3 separate regions of the Homo sapiens genome follow, and regions 1 and 3 are each linked to region 2. Evidence: chromatin loops called from intact Hi-C (ENCODE). Cell type or tissue: mammary epithelial cell. All regions are shown on one strand. Each heading gives the region's core, and the rest is flanking DNA. Links, peaks and the distances in the headings are about the cores only.

Region 1 (6,699 bases), core at 927-5,926, 97 kb after region 2:
ATTTCCTTTTATCTGAAATGATCTTACTCGCTCACTAATTTATTGACTGCTGCATGCTGTCCTGCTGTGAGGACGGACATCCTGCTGTATTATTCAGTACAGTGTCCGCTGCATCTAGAACATTGCCCGCCCACAAGTGGCACTCAGCGAGCTCAGTTTATCGACTTGATGACCACGTGAGAGGAACTGGTAGACTGGTCAGTAATGCTTACTGTACAGCTACAGTGATTAAGATACTGTGTCAGAAGGACGGACAAACAGATGAATGGAACACAAATGCCAGTTACAGGCATCTCAGAGACCTACATGTAATAAGCAAGGCCGTGAAAGTTTTTAAGAAGGTAATTTAAGGGATTCTTTTCATGACCTTGGGGTAGAGAAAAGATGGATACACTTGACAACATTAAAATTGAGAATTTCTGTTCATCAAAAGATATCATTATGCCCAGGCGCGATGGCTCACGCCTGTAATCCCAGCACTTTGGGAGGCTGAGGTGGGTGGATCACTTGAGCTCATGAGTTCGAGACCACCCTAGCCAATATGGCGAAACCCATCTCTACTAAAAATACAAAAATTAGCTGGGTGTTGTGGCTCGCGCCTGTAGTCCCAGCTACTTGGGAGGCTGAGGCAGGAGAATTGCTTGAACCCGGGAAGCGGAAGTTGCACTGAGCCAAGATTGTGCCACTGCACTCCAGCCTGGGTGACGGAGCAAGACTCCATCTCAAACAAAATATATATATATATATATCATTAAAGAGGGAAAAGACAAGCCACACAAAATAGGAAATATCTGTGGCACATTTACCCACAATGCAATTCTATCAAGAATCAGTAAGAGAAAGACAACCCCAAAACAAATGGATGACAGACTAGGAGAGACATGTCCCACAAGAGAGTGAAAAAAAAAAATCTGAGGAATGTGAGCCCTTTAAATTATCAGGCCCAAACCCAAAAGGCATTTAAGACATAATATCTCACTCCCCCTCAGCTAAATAGCTACCTCTTGGAGCCACTTGCTATGCGGACTCTAGACTAACTCACTCTGAGGAGTCATAAAATGCCACATACCTTATAGCTCAACAAGGTATAGCCAATCACCAACCGGTGTTACTTCCATAAACCAATGAGAATTCCTGATAAACAACATTTGTACTCACTCCCTCTCCTGATTCCTCCTTTTTTTCTTTAAAAAATTTGAGCCTCTCTTTTGTTCTCTGGAGCACTCTCCAAGGCAACTTGGAAGTGTGTCCCAGGCTGCAGTCCTCGACTTCTGTGCTGAATAAACTCTTTTTTTTTTTTTGAGACAGAGTTTCACTCTTGTTGCCCAGGCTGGAGTGCAACGGTGCAATCTCGGCTCGCCGCAACCTCCACCTCCTGGGTTCAAGCGATTCTCCTGCCTCAGCCTCCCAACTAGCTGCGATTATATGCATGCGCCACCATGCCCGGCTAATTTTTGTGGTTTTTAGTAGAGACAGGGTTTCTCCATGTTGGTCAGGCTGGTCTCGAACCCCTAACCTCAGGTGATCCTGCTGCCTCGGCCTCCCAAAGTGCTGAGATTACAGGCTTGAGCCACTGCGCCCGGCCTGAATAAACTCTTTTTAAACTAGATTCTGACCTTTTTGATTATTTTAGTTTGACAAGGGTATCCAGAGTGTTGAAAAGCACATAAAAAGTTCCTTAGGCCAGGTGCAGTGGCTCATGCCTGTAATCCCAGCACTTTGGGAGGCCAAGGCAGGTGGATTACTTGACCTCAGGAGTTTGAGACCAGCCTGGCCAACATGGTGAAACCCCATCTCTATTAAAAATACAAAAATCAGCTGAGCGTGGTGGCAGGCGCCTATAGTCCCAGCTACTTGGGAGGCTGAGGCAGGAGAATTGCTTGAACCCAGGAGGCAGAGGTTGCAGTGAGCTGAGATCGCACCACTGCACTCCAGCCTGGGTGACAGAGGGGGACTTGGTCTCAAAAAACAAAAACAAAAGTTCCTTAGCCTCTTCAGACATCAGGAAAATGAAAACTAAAATCACAGTGAGATACTGCTACACACCTAGCAGAATGGCTAAAATTAAAAAGGCTGACAGTATCAACCAAATGTGAATGAGAACAGAGAGCAAAGGATACTCCTAATGAGAGAGTGTAATTTGATGCAATCACTTTGGAAAAATAATTTGACAGTATTTAGTATGACTAAAGATATGCATCCCCCAAGGACACCCCTAAAATGCAACCCACAGAAATATACATGCACGTGCAGTAGGCCCCTGACCCAAATGTTCACAGCAGCCCCAAACGGGCACAACCCCCAAGTCCATCAGCAGCTCACTGAGAAATACAATGTGTTATGATGATTCGGAGCAATTCAACATGCTGATGAGAGATCTCCTGACCTCGTGATCCGCCCGCCCCTGCCTCCCAAAGTGCTAGGATTACAGGCGTGAGCCACCGCACCCAGTCCACAGGATGATTCTTAATTAGAGCAGGGGAAGGCAGACACAAAATAGACTGAGTAAAGTTTAAAGCAATGTGTAAGATTTTGTTTATATAAACCTCAAAACAGGCCACCCCCACACCCATAGTAATAAAGTAGTAACACGATAATGAAATGCAAGTGAACACCATGAGATGGGGCATAGTGGGTAGGGCAGGGAGGAGGAAGGGAGGTGGCAGGAAGGGGGCAGGGTGGGGGATGTGGTGTTTCATGACCTGGTGGAGGTCATCCAGTGTCTGTTGACAATATATGTCTACACATTTATGTATTATGCTGTTCTGTAAGTCTTCTCTATTTCTTGACTTTGAAAAGCTTTAAAGAAACTGCAGGATGTAAAGTCACAGAAAATTAAGATCTCTATACACGATATTATCACAGCTATGTTACATATATAAAACTTGTCTGTGGAAGAAATCTAGAAGTAAACAACAAAATATTAAGAATGGTTGTTTTAAAAGATTGGGATAAGAGAACTGCTGCTCCTTAATACGAAGTGGGAATAACTGACTGAATTCCTTGCAAATTACTCTCACCATCAGAGCCTGCTCTCCCAGGAATGCCCACAAGATGGCGCAGTCATTTCTCCAAGGGGAGTTTCACATTCCAGCACCATCCAGGGTTCTACCAGACAGAGGGAACCTTTCTGAGCTTTGCTTCCCTTCCCGTTCCCTATGTACCTGCTGTTCTCCTGTCTGTGGTCTGATGGCGCAGTGTACTAGGCCTTCCTCTTCTCCAGTAAGGAATGAAACATAAAGAGGAATACGAACTCACATTTATCTGGCACCCGCTTCATGCCTGGCCCTTTGCTGTATACTTTATAATCATCATCTCACTTACTATTTGTTAAAACCCATGCAGACTCCAACTGGGGCAACAAGGTGAGACTCTGTCACTACAAAAAATTAAAAAATTATCTGGGTGTGGTGGCGCATGCCTGGGGGCTCAGCAACTTGGGAGGCTGAGGCAAGAGGATTGCTTGAGCCTGGGAGATCCAGGCTGCAGTGAACCGTGATCTCGCCACCACATTCCAGTCTGGGAGACAGAGCAAGACGCTGAATCAAACAAAATAAACAAAAAACAAACAGAAAGACACACACACAAAAAAAAACCCCAACAAACCAAGCAGGCTGTCCAGGTGTGTGCCTGAGGCCCAAAGCACCTGCTCCATCCCATGCACAACGTGAGCACAGGGACCACTTCCAGGAATATCTGCCTTCCAGTATGTGCTTCTGCACCATGTATGTGTGTGCATGTGTGTGTATACACAGACACATAGAGACAGATATGTATATATCACTTTTTTTTTTTTTGAGAGGGAGTCTCACTCTGTCGCCCAGGTTGGAGTGCAGTGGTGTGATCTTGGCTCACTGCAACCTTTGCCTCCCGGATTCAAGTGATTCTCCTGCCTCAGCCTCCCAAGTAGCTGGGATTACAGGCGCCCACCACCAGGCCCAGCTAATTTTTATATTTTTAGTAGAGACGGGGTTTCACCATGTTGGCCAGGCTGGTCTCGAACTTCTGACCTCAGGTGATCCGCCCGCTTCGGCCTCCCAAAGTGCTGGGATTACAGGTGTGAACCACCACGCATGGCCTATATCACTATTAAATCAGGCTTGTTAATTCAAATACTGTAAAATCTTTTTTTGACTACTTGATTTAACTCTGAGTTGCCTAACACTAAAATGTCTTTTTACTTGTAAATCAAGTTCTCTATGTATTTTCAGGTGATCAGAAACACAAAAGGGCAATAAGCAACTAAGTTGGAGGGGTGTGAGGAAATGGGCACTCAGATACTGCTGTTGAGTGTTGATTGCCAATCATTTCAGAAGTAATCTGAAAGCTATTAAAATACCCCTGCCCTTTGTGCAATCCCACTTTTATATCCAACAGACATAAATAAAAGCATCGATATCTAAGGACGCATGCTCAAGGGTGCTGCTGAAGCGTTATTTATAAAGACCCCAAACTAGAGATTACCTCAATGCCAATCAGTAGAAGAACCGTGAAAGGAAATACAGCATGGCCATACTCTGAACTATTATGGAACTTCTAAACAGAGCCATGAACATGAGGCGCTGGAGGGCTTTACCTGCTGTATTAAGCAAGCAAGAAAGATGCAGAGCAATGTGTATGTCTGACCCCGCGGTGTAATTCCCTCTCCCCAAACTGCCCCATAAGCCCTGTGTGAGAACACAATGAAAGATGAGACACCTTAGTATAGGGCAGTGTTTCCTTGCATGGAGTGGGATTAGACGGTTTTGGGGAGAGGCCTTTTCCTTTCTACATCTGTATTGTTTGGCTTTGTTTTTAAACTTCAGTAGTAACAGTAACGAAAAAAAGTAACCCTCCCCCCAAAACAACAAAAAACCTTTAGTGTTTAACTGCGTAGAGATACACAAACAGACTGAGGAGGTGAAGCCATTTCCTGCTGGTAGTGATCCTATTTCAATGTATGCTGTCCACTCGGCCTTGTGGGATGCTCTGCTGGGAAACCCCTTCTCGCCCAGCTCCGCCCCTCTTAGCAGCCCACCTGGCCTGGAGGCGCTCTGCCAGCACCTTATCTGCCGCCCTCCCAGCTGCGCAGCCCGTGAGCCCAGGTGTGGCTGACATCTGCCTGCAGGCGGAGGGGAGCGCCCGAGAGGCCACCGCGTGGGGTGGCTGTGGCCTGCGCTCCCCGGCTCTGGGCGCGCGGAAGACTCGGCATCGCTTGGTCTAAAGAAGCTGAGGGAGCCTTACTTTTTACTTTTCGCAGTCTCCAGGGCACGCTCTGCAATTTCCAGAAAAGCTCTCTCCTTCCAAGGGCAGCTGGGATGAGAAATCCAACCCTTCTCTGCTCCGTTCTGTGCCTGACCCTGCTAACCTATCCTGGACAGAAGCGGTCACTTTGTGGGAGAGACCATCTTACTGCACTAAACATTTCAGAAGCACCAACATTTCCTGTCTCTTTATACGAAGTAAGTCCAGCTGGATCAAATTCTAAATACGATAAAGTAGAAGCCATTAAAGTACTAGAAGACAACATGAGGAATTTTTTTAAATGCCACAGTGGAGAAGAACTAGGTTTAACACAAAAGCCTGCACAGACCGTTCAATAGAAAATGGGCAGTGCCGGCCGAGGCGGGTGGATCACGAGGTCAGGAGTTCAAGACCAGCCTGGCCAACATGGTGAAACCCCGTCTCTACTAAAATAACAAAAATTAGCCAGGCGTGGTGGCGGGTGCCTGTAATCCAATCTACTCGTGAGGCTGAGGCAGAGAATTGCCTGAATCCGGGAGGCAGAGGTTGCGGTGAGCCGAGATGGAGCGACTGCACTCCAGCCTGGGCGACAGAGCGAGACTCCGTCTCAAAAAAAAAAAAAAAAAGAAAAAAAGAAAAAGAAAAGAAAAGAAAATGGGCAGTGCCCAGGGAGCAGGCAGTTCATACAAAAGAAAATTCAAATGGCTTGAAATTAAAGAAAAACACGAAATGATCATGAAATGCCAATTCTGGCTTGTTAGCTTGGTAACGTTCAAGAAGTTGGTCACCCGCTGTGTTCACTGGGGGAGGGGGGGCGGCTGGGAGTGTAACGGGGGCAATTTTGGCCTGGCCTTCCTATTTTACCTCTCCCCTCAGGAAGATTCCCGCCTGCTCCCCTCCTTCTCTTGCCTGCAGAGGTCAGGAAAGGCTTGGTGCGATTCAGATACTCACCTCACTCCCAGGAAGGTCCCTGAGCCAGGGCACTGTGCCCAAGCCGCGCGGACCCTGGCCTCCTTCCCTGCTCTCTTCCTTCTGCTCATCTTGGTTTAGCGTCTGCAGAGAAAGCAGGAAACTGGTCTGGCCCTTGGGAATCTTGGGTCTTTCAGGGTCCCCTGAACTGCTGTCCACGTAGCTGTAGCTTCCAAGAGAAACCATGGAGATGGCGCTACCCCTCCCGGGGTAGTGGAGACCCATCCGCTGAGCACTAGGCCTGGGACTCAGGGGCTTGGGGCTCGTGGGTCTGCAGGGCGTCCCGGGGTTTTCATATGCCAGGCAGCAGGCAGAGCTGGAAGGCAGGGTGTGTGCGATTCCAGCCTGCTGGGCCCGAGGGCTGCCGGGGGACGCCAGCCAGGACTTTTCCGGAAAGATACCTGAAGGTAGGTACCTACCGCCTTCCTGGGTGGCTGTGCACTTGATGGTCGGTTCACTTTTCCTCCTGTGTTCTGGAGAAACTAAACTGGAGGACAAAGGTGTGGA
Region 2 (6,699 bases), core at 1,054-6,053:
TCAGGTAGCATGATGCCTCCTGCTTTGTTCTTTTGGCTTAGGATTCTGCACAGCAAAAGAAACTACCATCAGAGTGAACAGGCAACCTACAGAATGGGAGAACATTTTTGCAACCTACTTATCTGACAAAGGGCTAATATCCAGAATCTACAATGAACTCAAACAAATTTACAAGAAAAAAAACAACCCCATCAAAAAGTGGGCAGAGGATATGAACAGACACTTCTCAAACGAAGACATTTATGCAGCCAAAAGACACATGAAAAAATGCTCATCATCACTGGCCATCAGAGAAATGCAAATCAAAACAATGAGATACCATCTCACACCAGTTAGAATGGCGATCATTAAAAAGTCAGGAAACAACAGGTGCTGGAGAGGATGTGGAGAAATAGGAACACTTTTACACTGTTGGTGGGACTGTAAACTAGTTTAACCATTGTGGAAGTCAGTGTGGCGATTCCTCAGGGATCTAGAACTAGAAATACCATTTGACCCAGCCATCCCATTACTGGGTATATACTCAAAGGATTATAAAACATGCTGCTATAAAGACACATGCACAGGTAAGTTTATTGCAGCACTATTCACAATAGCAAAGACTTGGAACCAACCCAAATGTCCAACAACGACAGACTGGATTAAGAAAATGTGGCACATATACACCATGAAATACTATGCATCCATAAAAAAGGATGAGTTCATGTCCTTTGTAAAGGGACATGGATGAAGCTGGAAACCATCATTCTCAGCAAACTATCGCAAGGACAAAAAACCGAACACCGCATATTCTCACTCATAGGTGGGAATTGAACAATGAGAACACATGGACACAGGAAGGGGAACATCACACACTGGGGCCTGTTGTGGGGTGGGGGGAGGGGGGAGGGATAGCATTAGGAGATATACCTAATGTTAAATGAAGAGTTAATGGGTGCAGCACACCAACATGGCACATGTATACATATGTAACAAACCTGCACATTGTGCACATGTACCCTAAAACTTAAAGTATAATAAATAAAATAAAATAAAGAAAAAGAATAAAGGACATCCACATTGAAAAGGAAAAATAAAATTATCTGTTTGCAGATGACATCTTCTTACATGTAGCATACCTTAAAGAATCCACAATAAAATTATTAAAGCTACTAAAATTCAGCAAGGCTACAGAATATAAATTAACACACAAAAATCAGTTTTATTTCTGTATATTTGCAATGAGTAATCTGAAAAGGAAACTTTTGAAAATTTCATTACAATAGCATTAAAAAGAATAAAATACTGGCCAGGCATGGTGGCTCACGCCTGTAATCCCAGCACTTTGGGAGGCCGAGGCGGGCGGATCACGAGGTCAGGAAATCGAGACCATCCTGGCTAACACAGTGAAACCCCGTCTTTACTAAAAATACAAAAAAATTAGCCGGCCGTGGTGGCAGGCGCCTGTAGTCCCAGCTATTCAGGAGGCTGAGGCAGGAGAATGGCATGAACCCGGGAGGCGGAGCTTGCAGTGAGCCGAGATCGCGCCACTGCACTCCAGCCTGGGCGACAGAGCGAGACTCCATCTCAAAAAAACAAAAACAAAAACAAAAACCAAAGAATAAAATACTTAGGAATAAACTTAACCAAGGAGGCCAAAGATGTGTAGAATAAAAGCTACAAAACATTGCTGGAAAAAAAAAAAAGCAAAGAAAGACGTCCCATGTTCATAAATTGAAAGTCTTAATATATTTAAGATGACAATACCACCTAAAGCAATCTGTGTATTCAATGCATTCCTATAAAAATCCAATGACTTTTTTTTTTTGAGACAGAGTTTCACTCTTGTTGCCCAGGCTGCAGTGCAATGGCACGATCTCAGCTCACGGCAACCTCCGCCTCCCGGGTTCAAGCGATTCTCATGCCTCAGCCTCCCAGGTAGCTGGGATTACAGGCATGTGACACCACACCGAGATAATCTTGTATTTTTAGTATAGACAGGGTTTCTCCATGTTGGTCAGGCTGGTCTCGAACTCCCAACCTCAGGTGATCCACCCACCTCAGCCTCCCAAAATGCTGAGATTACAGGCATGAGCCACTGCGCCCAGCCCCAGTGGCATTTTTTTACACACATAGAAAAATTCATCATTAAAATTCACATGGAATCTCAAGGGGTCCTGACTAGCCAAAATTATTTTGAAAAAAACAAAGTTGGAGGACCCGCATTTCCTGATTTCAAAACTTACTACAAAGTCACAATAATCAAATAATGTGGAAATGGCATAAGGATAGATATATAGACCAATAGAACTGAATAGAGGATCCAGAAATAAACCCTCCCATATGTGGTCAATTGATTTTCGACAAAGGTGCTAACACTGTGAGGGAAAAGACAGTCTTTACAGCGAACAGTGTTGGGAAGCTGGATATCCAAATGCAAAATAATGAAGTTAAACCCTTACCTAACACACATAAAAATTAACTCAAAATGGACAAAGTCCTAAATATAAAAGTTAAAACTATAATACTCTTAGAAGAAAACAGGGGAAAGCTTTACAGCAGTGAATCTGTAAATAATTTCTTGGATATAAGACCAAAAGCACAGGCAACAGGAAAAAAATAGGTAAATTGAACTGTATCAAAATTTAAATCTTTTGTGCATTAAAGGACAGTATCAAGAGAGAAAAGGCAACCCATAGAATGGAAGAAAATATCTGCAAATCATATATCTGATAAGGGAATAACATCCAGAATACATTTTTGAAAAACTCCCACAACTCAAAAAACAAAACAAACAAAAAACTCAAAAACTAGCCCAACTCAAAAATAGGCAAAGGATTTGAATAGACATTTCTTCAAAGAAGACATACGAATGGTCAATAGCATATAAATAAGGACATACGACATCACTAATCATTAGGGAAATGCAAATAAAAATCACAGCGGTATGCCAGTTCATCCTTAGTATGGTCATTACAAAAACAACAAGAATAACAAAATATGAAAATAACAATGGCATGTGGATTATACCACAATTGTTTAAACAACTGGTTGGCTGTACTTGTTTGGCACTATTTCTGGATTTTCTATTCTGTCCCATTGATCAATGTGTTCATCCACCTCTCATACCAAATAGTCTTGTTTTCTGTGGGTATAAAATAATTCTTGAAATTTGGTAGAGTGGTTCATCTTACTTAATTCCTCTTTTCAGAAATGTTTTAGCTATTCTTTTTTGTTTCCTCCCCTGGCCTCCTGTTTTAGCTATTCCTGTTCCTTTGCCTTTCCATATAAATTTTAGAATAATCTTGTCTATAGCTAGAAAAAAATCCTGCTGAGATTTTGATAGGAATTACATTAAACCTATGTATCAACTCGGAGACAACTGAAATCTTTACTCTGTTGAGCCCTCCCATCCATGAACACAGAATCTCTCTCCATATTTAGATCCTCTTTGATTTCTTTCAGTTCTCTGCTATTTTAAACAAGTCCCAGACATCACATAATTTGATCCGTGAATAGCATAGTATATGTCTTAAAAGGCAAGGCATCTCTTTCCCTTGCTCTCCCTCTCTGTCTTGCTGCTACACTTTCTTTTCTGGGGTATTTTAAAAGCAATGGTCTCTCGAGGGGAATAAAACAGATTTCTTGTAGGAGTCACTACTTTTCTTGGCTTTTCAGTAGTCCCAGCTGGGGTCTCAGCAGTTCACAAAATGATTGTTCATCTAGCAAATTTGCAGCCTGGGAGAAAAGAAAAGCGAGTTTCAACATGAGTCTCCCAGTACTTTTACTCATCATTTTACATTCCAGCTCCCAGCACAGGGTGTGGGATTGAGGAGGTGTTTCCTGAGGGTTTCACAACTGCATGAACGGAAGGTTGAGCAGGCATTCGTGGGAGAGGGAGTGAAGGTGAAGGTGGGGGAAGGACTCCGGGACTGAAGCCAGGAGATCCAGGCTCTGTGCAAACAGCCAGTGGGAGAGCCAGTCACTTGTCTGCTTAGACTGGGCTCAAACTCTCTTACAAAGCTACTGTGGGTCTCACACAGCTAATTCATAGGAAAGCGTTAAAGGATGGGACCATGTGCCCCACGGTGTATGCAGGTGAATAAATGAACAAAAACAACATGGCCCAGCAACACAAAGGCCAGTCTTGATTTTGGATTTTAAATTTTTTATAGGAAGACAAGTCAGCAGTCTCTGATTCATTCTGAAATTCCAACAGTGTTTAGACAGCACAGCAGCTAAGAGCTCTAGATTCTAGATAAATGCTCAGTGAGGGTGCCTTTGCCTCTGGTGAACAGCAGCCAAACAATTTTCTGCTTCCCCTTACAAGGGAAGGCAGGTAGCTCTGCCCACCCAGGGAGAGAGGTGGAGGAATGTCCTCCTTATGCATCTCTTTCCCATGCTGACCTACTGCCCTGCAAGTCAGTGGTTCTCAAAGTGTGGTCCCCAGACCAGCAGCAGCACTTAGGGAACTTGGTAGAGATGCAAATCCTTGAGACCCGTCCCCAGACCCACTGAATCAGAAACTCTGGGGTGGGGCCCCCAGGTTGTGTCTGCATAGCCCTCTGGATGACTCTGGTGCATGCTCAAATTTGAGATCCACTGCTGTCCATCAAAAGCCATTAACAAAGTGAGTACTGACTTACTGAGCTCTGCTCCAGCAAATGCAGGCAATGCAGTCTTTGACATGGCCTTGGGGCCCTTTGAGAAACTTCTCTAAAGAGTCTGGCATACAGTCTTGGAGTAGAAACAGGAATCTGGGCATGGGGGGCACTGGGCAGGGTGCAGGCGGCCTGGCTGTTCATCCAGCACCAAACAGCCAGGTGCTTCCAGTTCACGTCTGCGCATTGGTTCACTGCTTTCTGAATTCACTCAAATGTATTTATCCAGAGCCCATTGGGTATGCGCCACAGACACACGCAGGGTTCTGAGGATGCAATGTGAAGGTGATGGGGGTCTGGCAGGAAATAAGGGAGTTAAACAAATAATGTTGCGTGATGATGCTGGGAAACCACAGGCACAGGAGGCCCAACCAGGCCTGGGAGATCCTGGTGGGGCACGTTGGGAGGTGTCAGGGTAGCAAGGGGGGTGAAGAGTGTTCCAGGCAACAGGGACAGCATCTAGTCCCAGAAGCAAGAGGGTGGGGTTGCTGCTGGTCATGGAAGAACTGCAGAGTGGCTGGAGTAGAGTGAGAAGCAAGAAGGAGGGTGAGAGGTGAGGCTCCCGGGGAGCCCTGGCATGCATGTGGTCCCTGCCCGGGCAAAACGGCAGGTGCAGGCTCCCCAGTGGCTCTGCGCTGCGGGACTGGGATACGTGTCCGGGTGTGGCCCTACAGGGGCCTCTCACTTCATCCTTGCGACATGAACAAGGAAGGCGAAATGATGTGTCCATTCTACAGATGAGGAAGCTGGGGCCCAGAGAGGTGAAGTTTCTTCACACGCTCACAAGGGGCCAAAGCTTGCCGGCCAGCCAGGTCACTGGGCTCTCTGCACTGGACTGAGTTTGTTTCTATTTTTAGTAGAGATGGGGTTTTGCCATGTTCGCTAGGCTGGTCTTGAACTCCTGACCTCAGGTGATCCGCCCTTGGCTTCCCAAAGTGCTGGGATTCCAAGCGTGAGCCACTTGCACCCAGACTAGCTTTTGTTTTTTAAAAAGATTATTTTTGATAGACTTTTAAAGAACAGTTTTAGATGTACAGAACAACCGGTCAACCAGCACAGAGTTCCCAGGCACCCACACCAGGGCTCCCCGACCATAAGGTCTCACACTAGCATGGCACATTTGTCATGCGAACGGAGTAACACTGACTCTGATAGTCACTGATGTCCAGATTTTGTTCAGATTTCCTCAGGTTCTCCCAAATGGCCTTTTTCTGTTTCAGGATCCAATACTACATTTAGTCATCTCAGCTCCAGATTTTTAATTTTTAGGTTGTACAAACGGCTCACTGAAAACCTCAGATTTGGAGAGCTTTGTTCCTTTGGCAACAGAAACCCTGAGCCATCTACAGTCCCAAGTGGGAATGCGCTCTGCTGCAGAGACCTGCGTCTGGGCCCTCCTGGGAGAAACTGAACTTCTCTCAGGCTCCTTCGTCTCCCAGTTCTCTTCCTGGTGGGGGGAAAATAACTTTTTCTGAGAACATACAACCCTCCTTCTGCTGTGTGTGTGACTCCAGCCTACCTGTGAGGCAGGTATCATTAGGTGCGCCGCACAGATCTAGGCCCCGCAGCTCACACACAGGTGAGACATGCTGAGGTCCCTCAGGCAACCCGCAGCCAGGGCAGGGGAAAACTGCTCCCCGTCTCTCAGTGCCCATCGCTCTCCACACCTCTCCTGCCCTGGGTCTCTAGCCGTTCTGCCTACACAAGGAGGACCCCCTTGCTGCCCCTACTCTCCCTCCAAGGACCCCTGGCTATTTGGTGCTGTCGTGCCATCTCACTGAAGGTAAGAGGAGCCTTTAGCCAAGAAAAGCAGTGACTCCTACAAGAAATCTGTTTCAATCCCCACCTCAGGGAGACCACTGCTTTTAAAATGCCAGAGAAGAAAGTGTGGCACAGAGAGAAAGAGACCTTATGTTTTAAGACATATACTATGCTATTTACAGATCAAATTACATGATGTCTGGGACTTGCTTTAAAATAATGGAGCACTGAAAGAAATCAAAGAGGATCTAAATATGGAGAGACATTCTGTGTTCATGGATTGGAGGGCTCAACTGGA
Region 3 (6,699 bases), core at 623-5,622, 130 kb after region 2:
CCCTGGACTCAGGTCTAGTCTATGAAATGTGAGCAAGAGTGACATTCGGCCCCAGCCCATGAAACCCTGCCGGCGTGGTCCTCCATCCTCCTTCCCAGCACAGTGGAGGCAAAGGACGCCGTCCTGGAGACCACATGGTGAGGACAGCCGGGCCAACCACAGAAATGGCCTGGGTTCCTGAACTGTCACTTGGAGGAAAGCTACTGCTGATTATAAAGGCTCATTCAGAGAAATAAACTGCTAAAATGGACACTTTTGTCATTTTGTTGTTGTTTTCAGAAACCAAGAACTCCTTAACGAATAAATTTACAAACCTCAAAAGATTGATCAAGGAAAAAGCAAACACATACGTAACTAGTAGAGGAATGAAAAAAAGTCGGTATCATGATGAATGTTGCAGACATTAAAAGACACTAATAAAAGGGTTTATGATAAAAATAGGTCAATTAATGTGAGCAGTTAGATGACATGGACAAATTCTCACAAAATTATAATTTAACAAAACTAGGCTTAATATTGTTAAGTGCCAGTTCTCCTCATATCTGATCTGCAGATTTGGTATAATCAAAATTCCAGCAGCCTTTTTGTTTTTTTTTTGGAGACAGGGTCTTGTTCTATCACCCAGGCTGGAGTGCAAGGGCATGATCATGGCTCATTGTAGCCTTGACCTCCTGGGCTCACACCATCCTCCTGCCTCAGCCTCCCAAGTAGCTGGGACTACAGACACATGCCACCATGCCCAGCTCCAGCAGGCTTTTTGTAGAAATTCTAATGTGATTCTAAAATTTATATAGAAATGCAAATATCTTAAGACTAGCTAAAACAACCTTTAAAAAGAAAAACAACATTGGGAAACTACACTGCCTGATTTCAAGACTTTTAAGACTATAAAGTGACAGTAATCAAGATAGTGTGACATTGGTGTAAGGATACTAACTAGATTAATGGAGCCAAATAGAGACCAGAAATTAATCCACATGAGCCTACAAATAGATTGCTTTGTTGGTGCCACAGTCATCACTGGGGAAAGGACAGTCTTTTCAACAAATGCTGCTGGACACACTGTATATCCATCTACAAAAAAAAAAATTACCAAAAGTGACTCAAGAAGAAATAGAAATTGTGACTACTTCAACAACCATTAAAGGAATTGAATTATTACTAATTTTTTTTCCCCAAAGGAAACTTCGTTAGCAAATTTTACCAGATATTGAAGGGATAAATCATCCAACCTTTTTTTTTTTTTTTGAGACAGAGTCTCGGTCTGCCACCCAGGCTGGAGTGCAGTGGCGCGATCTCGGCTCACTGCAAGCTCCACCTCCCGGGTTCCCGCCATTCTCCTGACTCAGCCTTCCAAGTAGCTGGGACTACAGGTGCCCGCCACCATGCCTGGCTAATTTTTTTTGTATTTTTAGTAGAGAAGGGGTTTCACCATGTTAGCCAGGATAGTCTCGATCTCCTGACCTCATGATCCGCCCACCTCAGCCTCCCAAAGTGCTGGGATTACAGGCATGAGCCACCATGCCCGGCCAAATCATCCAATCTTATAAAAATCTTTCAGAATTTTTTTTCAGAAAGTAACACTTGATTCATTTTATAAGGTTAATACCTCCTTGATCTTAAAACCTGGCAAAAAAAAACAGCAATGAGAAAGAAAAATTACAGACTAATCTCATCAGATACAGAAATCTAAAACAAAGCATCATCAAATCAAATCCATCAACATAGTAAGAATAAAATAAATAAGGGCCAAATTGGGTAAGCACCAAGGAGGCAAAGTTGATTAAATACAAGAAAACCAATGAATATAATTTCCCACAGTCACAGATTTAAAAGATATCTGAGCACACCAAGCAGTCCAGAAAGAAGAGCCTTGATAAAATTAAACATGTGATCACAACAGACTGGGAAGGGGTTTCCAGAGGCTTCTAGAGTGCTGGGTGTGAACAGTCTCTTGATTCACAGTGTGATTATGTGGGTATTTGCTTTGTAACTCTGTTAAACTCTACATGTCTCATGAAGTTATGAGTATATTAAATTACAAAATAAAAGAAGAAAAGGCCGGGCATGGTGGCTCACACCTGTAGTCCCATTACTTTGGGAGGCCGAGATGGGTGGATCACTAGGTCAGGAGTTCTGGACCAGCCTGGCCAACATGGTGAAACCCCATCTCTACTAAAAATACAAAAAAATTAGCCAGGCATGGTGGCGGGCGCCTGTAGTCCCAGCTGCTCGGGAGGCTGAGGCAGGAGAATCGCTTGAACCCAGGAGGCAGAGGTTGCAGTGAGCCGAGATTGCACAACTGCATTCCAGACTGGGCGACAGAGGGAGACTCCATCTAAAAAAAAAAAAAAAAAAAAAAAAGAATAAGAAAAAAGAGAGTGCTATGGTTTGAATATGCCCTCACCCCCCTCCACTACAAAAAGCATGTGTGGGAAACTTAGTTGCCATTGTAACAGTATTACGATGAGACCTTTAAGATGTGATTGGGCCACGAGGGTTCTTTCCTCTTGAATGAATTAATGCTATTATGTAGGCCGGGCGCGGTGGCTCACGCCTGTAATCCCAGCACATACTAAGCTAAAAACATGTTAGTTCTTTTGTCCTTTGCTTCCTGTTCAATTCATATCACCATAGGTTATGCAATCCTGTATTCAACCCTGTTGACTTTCCTCTTAACGTTGGACAAGACTGTCCCTCAGAGCAGGCTGTAATGCACAAGTAAACATGATTACAGTGCCTTCAAACATCTGACATATGCCCAAACTCAGAGCCACTCCAGTGAAGGGAGATGAGACAGTAGAAAGGCTAACAGTATTTGAGAGCTGACATGCATTAAACAGAAGTGATGTATACCAGGGAGAAAGGTGGAAGTATGGAGTAGATTAGTAATGGCATCATAAACTTGAATGCCTTCAAACTACGTACTTTCAAATATGGTACCTCTTTTCATTCTCTCCTATAGCCCTGTAAGGTAACAGATTTTGTCTTCATTTATTGATGAAGAAGCTGGAGGGGCCTAGAGAGGCCGAGCCTCTTCCTGGTTAGCACAGATCCTGAAGAGTCCTCAGCTTGTAATCATCACTGTTCTATGGCGTATGATTCCAGGAGGCAGCAGGGTCCGGCCTCAAGGGCCACCAGCAACATTCTGCTGGCCCTGGAAACAAAATAATGAGGGCCTGGCCCTTCAACAGTATTTCTCTAACTCTGCTGCCACTCAGGGGCAGTTCCATATATTGCTTTGTATCATGGTTACTTGTTATCGCTTTCTAAATGTTTTACTTCGTCCAGCAGAGGATGAACGCTCAGAACAGGTGTTGCAACTTGCCCTTTAGCCCTCAAAGTATTAAAAATCATGCCAGCCACCATATATCAGGTGCGCTGCTGCTAATAATGCCAGCTACCACTGTTGAGAGCTTTTTATTGTAATTACAGTCCTCTGAGATAGGCATTATAATCATCTTCATCTTACAAAACAATACACTGAGACATAGAGAATTTAAGCAGCTTCGACAATGTTACATAGCTAGAAAATGGCAAAACTAGTCATCTAACAAGTATAATCTGCTTCCAGGGTCTGTACTCTTTAACCATTAAACTATAGTGTGGGTGTGTGTGTGTGTGTGCACGTGCCTATGTGTGTCTGTGTGCATGCATGTGTGCACGTGTGTGTGCATGTGTATGCGTGTGTGTGTGTATAAATTGAGTTTCTGTGAATGCTCTCCTGCCTATTCAGATACTGTTACTGATAACATCTCCAGGCTCAGCTCATTTCCTGCCTCCTTCAAAAGCCTTCCAAACTATTTGGTGAAATCATTACACCCTTTTTGGAATTTCCACACACTTCTTGCCATCACAACATAAAATAACTTTGCATAAAATCAGTAGGAGGATATATAATGTTGACGATGATGTTGGTGATGACGATAGTTAATATTAATGGAGCACTTCATTATTCCATGAACTTTACATAAATTCACTCATTTAATGCTCAAGTACCCTGAAAAGATACCTATTATTCCATATTTTATAGATGAGGAGGCTGAAGCTCAGGAGGCTGAGGAATTCACACACAGTCACACAGATAGTGACAGACCCCAGTTTCCAGCCTAGGCCATCTGCCTGCAGACACCAGGAGGCAGGACACTGGTTTCCTAAGGCCTCTTGGAAGACCAGTGTGCCCACGGCTGCATCAGAGGGCACTCAACCCACGTGCCATCATTCACTGCAGCTCTGCCTGTCCCACCCACTGCCCCTGCAGACATGCGTGGGCCCTGCCCCTGGCTCTGTGACTGGGCCAGGTCCAGGCGACTCCATTCCTGCCTCTGGTTTCCCAGGTCCCAGCTACTAAGTCAACACCATGCAAGACATTTAGAAAAGTGTTGTAAATAACAGAACACAGTATTTTTAGTGGGGAAGGGAAGGAAAAGAAAGATGAAGAGAAGAGACATCTGAGAAGTCGATCTGTTTTTGAGTTGTGCTTTTTTATTCTGAAAAAAATTCTGAGCTTATACACACAGGGAACGGTGAGCACACTGCTCCGGCATTCCACAGAAGAGGGAGCTCTGGCACCCCAGGGACCTCAGGGCCCTGCCATCATTCAGGAAGGGGCTGCTCACCCAGCACACTCGGTCTCAGCAGGGAAGCAGGAAAACGGCCTGGCAGAGAGGCCCCATGCCCACTGGCCACCCTCTTAAGTCTGGTGTGAGAAGATGCTGTGGGTCCACCCAGTCAGTTCAACAAATCCTCACTGTCTGCCCACTACATCCGAGTACCGTCAGAGAGGGCACAGAGGTTCTGGCATCTCGCTCCTTGAAAAACCCTCAATTTCTCAATGGTATCCTGGAAAATAACTCATAGGGGTTAGAGGTAGAAAGGGGACAGGAGATGCATCACCACCAAAGGTGAGGAGGGGCAGTCAGCTATGAAACCTCAGGCAGAAAGGGGAGCCAGAAGTCTTTTTAAACAGACAGAAAAGAAATCAAAATAAAAACAGGAGCTAAAATGACAAAAAAGCAAACAACCTAGACAAGATGTCCAGCCCTATGTCCCTGTCCCTCGGGGGACTCAGCCCATTGTGGATGGGGAGGATCTGCTTGACGGGGTGCAAACTGAGACCCCCACCCTGGCCCTCCTGCCTGCACCCACAGACATTTCATTTTCTGCTTCTTTTAAATGAGAAAAATCTCCGAGAGAGGGTACGGGTGAAGTCCCCTGCGTCTGTGTTCGCACTAGTTTGTGGCACTTTGCTTTAGTCAGTAACCTCAGTGAGCAGAAACAGGGTTTGGACTTCAGGCTTGCAAAGGACTGAAGGCCTCTGTCCTTCCCCCAAGTTCATATGTTGAAATCCTAACTTCCAAGGTGAGGGTATTGAGAGGAGACTGTTGGGAGGTGGTTAGGTCATGAGGGTGTCGCCCTCATGAGTGGGATTAGTGCCTTTATGCAAAAAGCCACCGGAAAGCTCACTCACCCCTCCCACCACGTGGGGACACAGTGAGAAGGTGGCCTTCTGCAACCTGGAAGGGAGCCCTCCCTGGAACCTGACCACGGGCGTCCAGCCTTTAGACCTGGGGGAAATAGATGTCTGCTGTGTAAGCCACCCACCCAGCCAGCCCAAGCTGACTCAGACAAGGCCTGAGGGCTGGAAACAGGAAGGAACAGGCCCTCCTGGGCCCAGCCTAGCCATGGGCAACCACACCTGTTGCTTCCTAAATGATTTCCTCTCTGTCCAGGACCTGTTGAGACCCTTTCTCAAAGACGAACAAACAAACAGCCCCTACCTTTTGTGAAAGGAGCTGAGAATAGCTAAGACAATTGGGAAAGCGGGCTTGGGGATTTCTTTGCAGGTCTATCCCTGCTTGAGGCTGTCAGTGCCCAGGCTCGCTTCCTGTCCGGCCATTCTCAATGTCCTGTTCACACTGGTGTTTTGACTGCTGCACCCCAGCCCCTCTTGATTACCCCAAGCGCTGCCTGAGGCTCTGTGTCAACCACCCAGACTAGAGAGGGGGTACCTGTTTTGCCAGCCAGCTTGGCGTGGGCCTCCAACCACGCCCTTTTGGCCAAGGTGGTTCTCGTACACACCTGCTGCAACCAGACCAGTCACTCCCCGCCCAGTACACCAGCCTGTGGTCCTCACTGGCTGCACGTGGCATCACCATCTGCTCTGGATCGCCATCTCGCCCACGCAAGGGCCGCCCTCCAGGATGGTCCTCCAGCACTTCTGAGCCACAGTGAGCGCTCCCTCCTTACATCTCCCGAAGCATTCACTATAGCAAAACCTTGTACGTCTGCGGAGGATGGCCTCAGAAACAGCTCACGCACAGCTGTAGTCTCTTAGTGATGAACTCCCACCAGCAAGGGCAGAAGCCCAAGGTCTCAAGTCACTTGGCCCTTGAATGTCATATATTTGGACTGTGCCATCTACAACCGCTCTTACTACAGCTATGTACTGAGCCCTGGATCACACTCCTTAGCCCTTGAAGATTTTAGTTTCTGACTCACTGTCATCTCTCCCCCAACACTAATCTTACCCTAAACCTTGGCAATTTCAACATCCTGCCAGATAGTTCTTTGTCTCAAGCTCTGCGTTGAGTGCTTTACAAATAATGTCTCATTTGCAGGGCGCGGTGGCTCATGCCTGTAATCCCAGCACTTTGGAGTGGATCACCTAAGGTCAGGTGTTTGAGACAGCCTGACCAA

What was found. A loop is a pair of places that touch in the nucleus more often than their neighbours do. Peaks named below come from ENCODE experiments on the same cell type or tissue, not always from the same donor. Only the 100,000 strongest peaks of a DNase experiment are listed, where the experiment ranks them.
Region 1: it touches region 2 in a loop (2.2-fold over the local background); 2 of 110 quality-filtered maps call a loop at or near these places.
Region 3: it touches region 2 in a loop (2.9-fold over the local background); 2 of 110 quality-filtered maps call a loop at or near these places.

Annotation. Positions count from the first base shown.
Region 1 is chr2:130,916,974-130,923,672 of GRCh38, reverse strand. ARHGEF4 (Rho guanine nucleotide exchange factor 4) reads right to left here. Exons shown (of 14, transcript NM_001367493.1): 2 at 6,175-6,699. Among named protein-coding and RNA genes, the nearest start is that of ARHGEF4-AS1, 83 kb to the right of the region's middle. In mammary epithelial cell, for the core only: a CTCF peak has its summit at 3,053 (motif pointing right); a DNase peak (open chromatin) is centred at 3,082.
Region 2 is chr2:131,014,521-131,021,219 of GRCh38, reverse strand. The region is part of intron 4 of ARHGEF4 (Rho guanine nucleotide exchange factor 4); the gene reads right to left. Among named protein-coding and RNA genes, the nearest start is that of SMIM39, 17 kb to the left of the region's middle. In mammary epithelial cell, for the core only: a CTCF peak has its summit at 3,660; a DNase peak (open chromatin) is centred at 3,819; H3K4me3 peaks cover 199 bases; H3K27ac peaks cover 2,486 bases.
Region 3 is chr2:130,881,230-130,887,928 of GRCh38, reverse strand. All of the region lies in intron 1 of ARHGEF4 (Rho guanine nucleotide exchange factor 4), which reads right to left. Among named protein-coding and RNA genes, the nearest start is that of ARHGEF4-AS1, 48 kb to the right of the region's middle. RefSeq lists an enhancer at 5,942-6,443. In mammary epithelial cell, for the core only: a CTCF peak has its summit at 3,208; a DNase peak (open chromatin) is centred at 5,618; H3K27ac peaks cover 358 bases.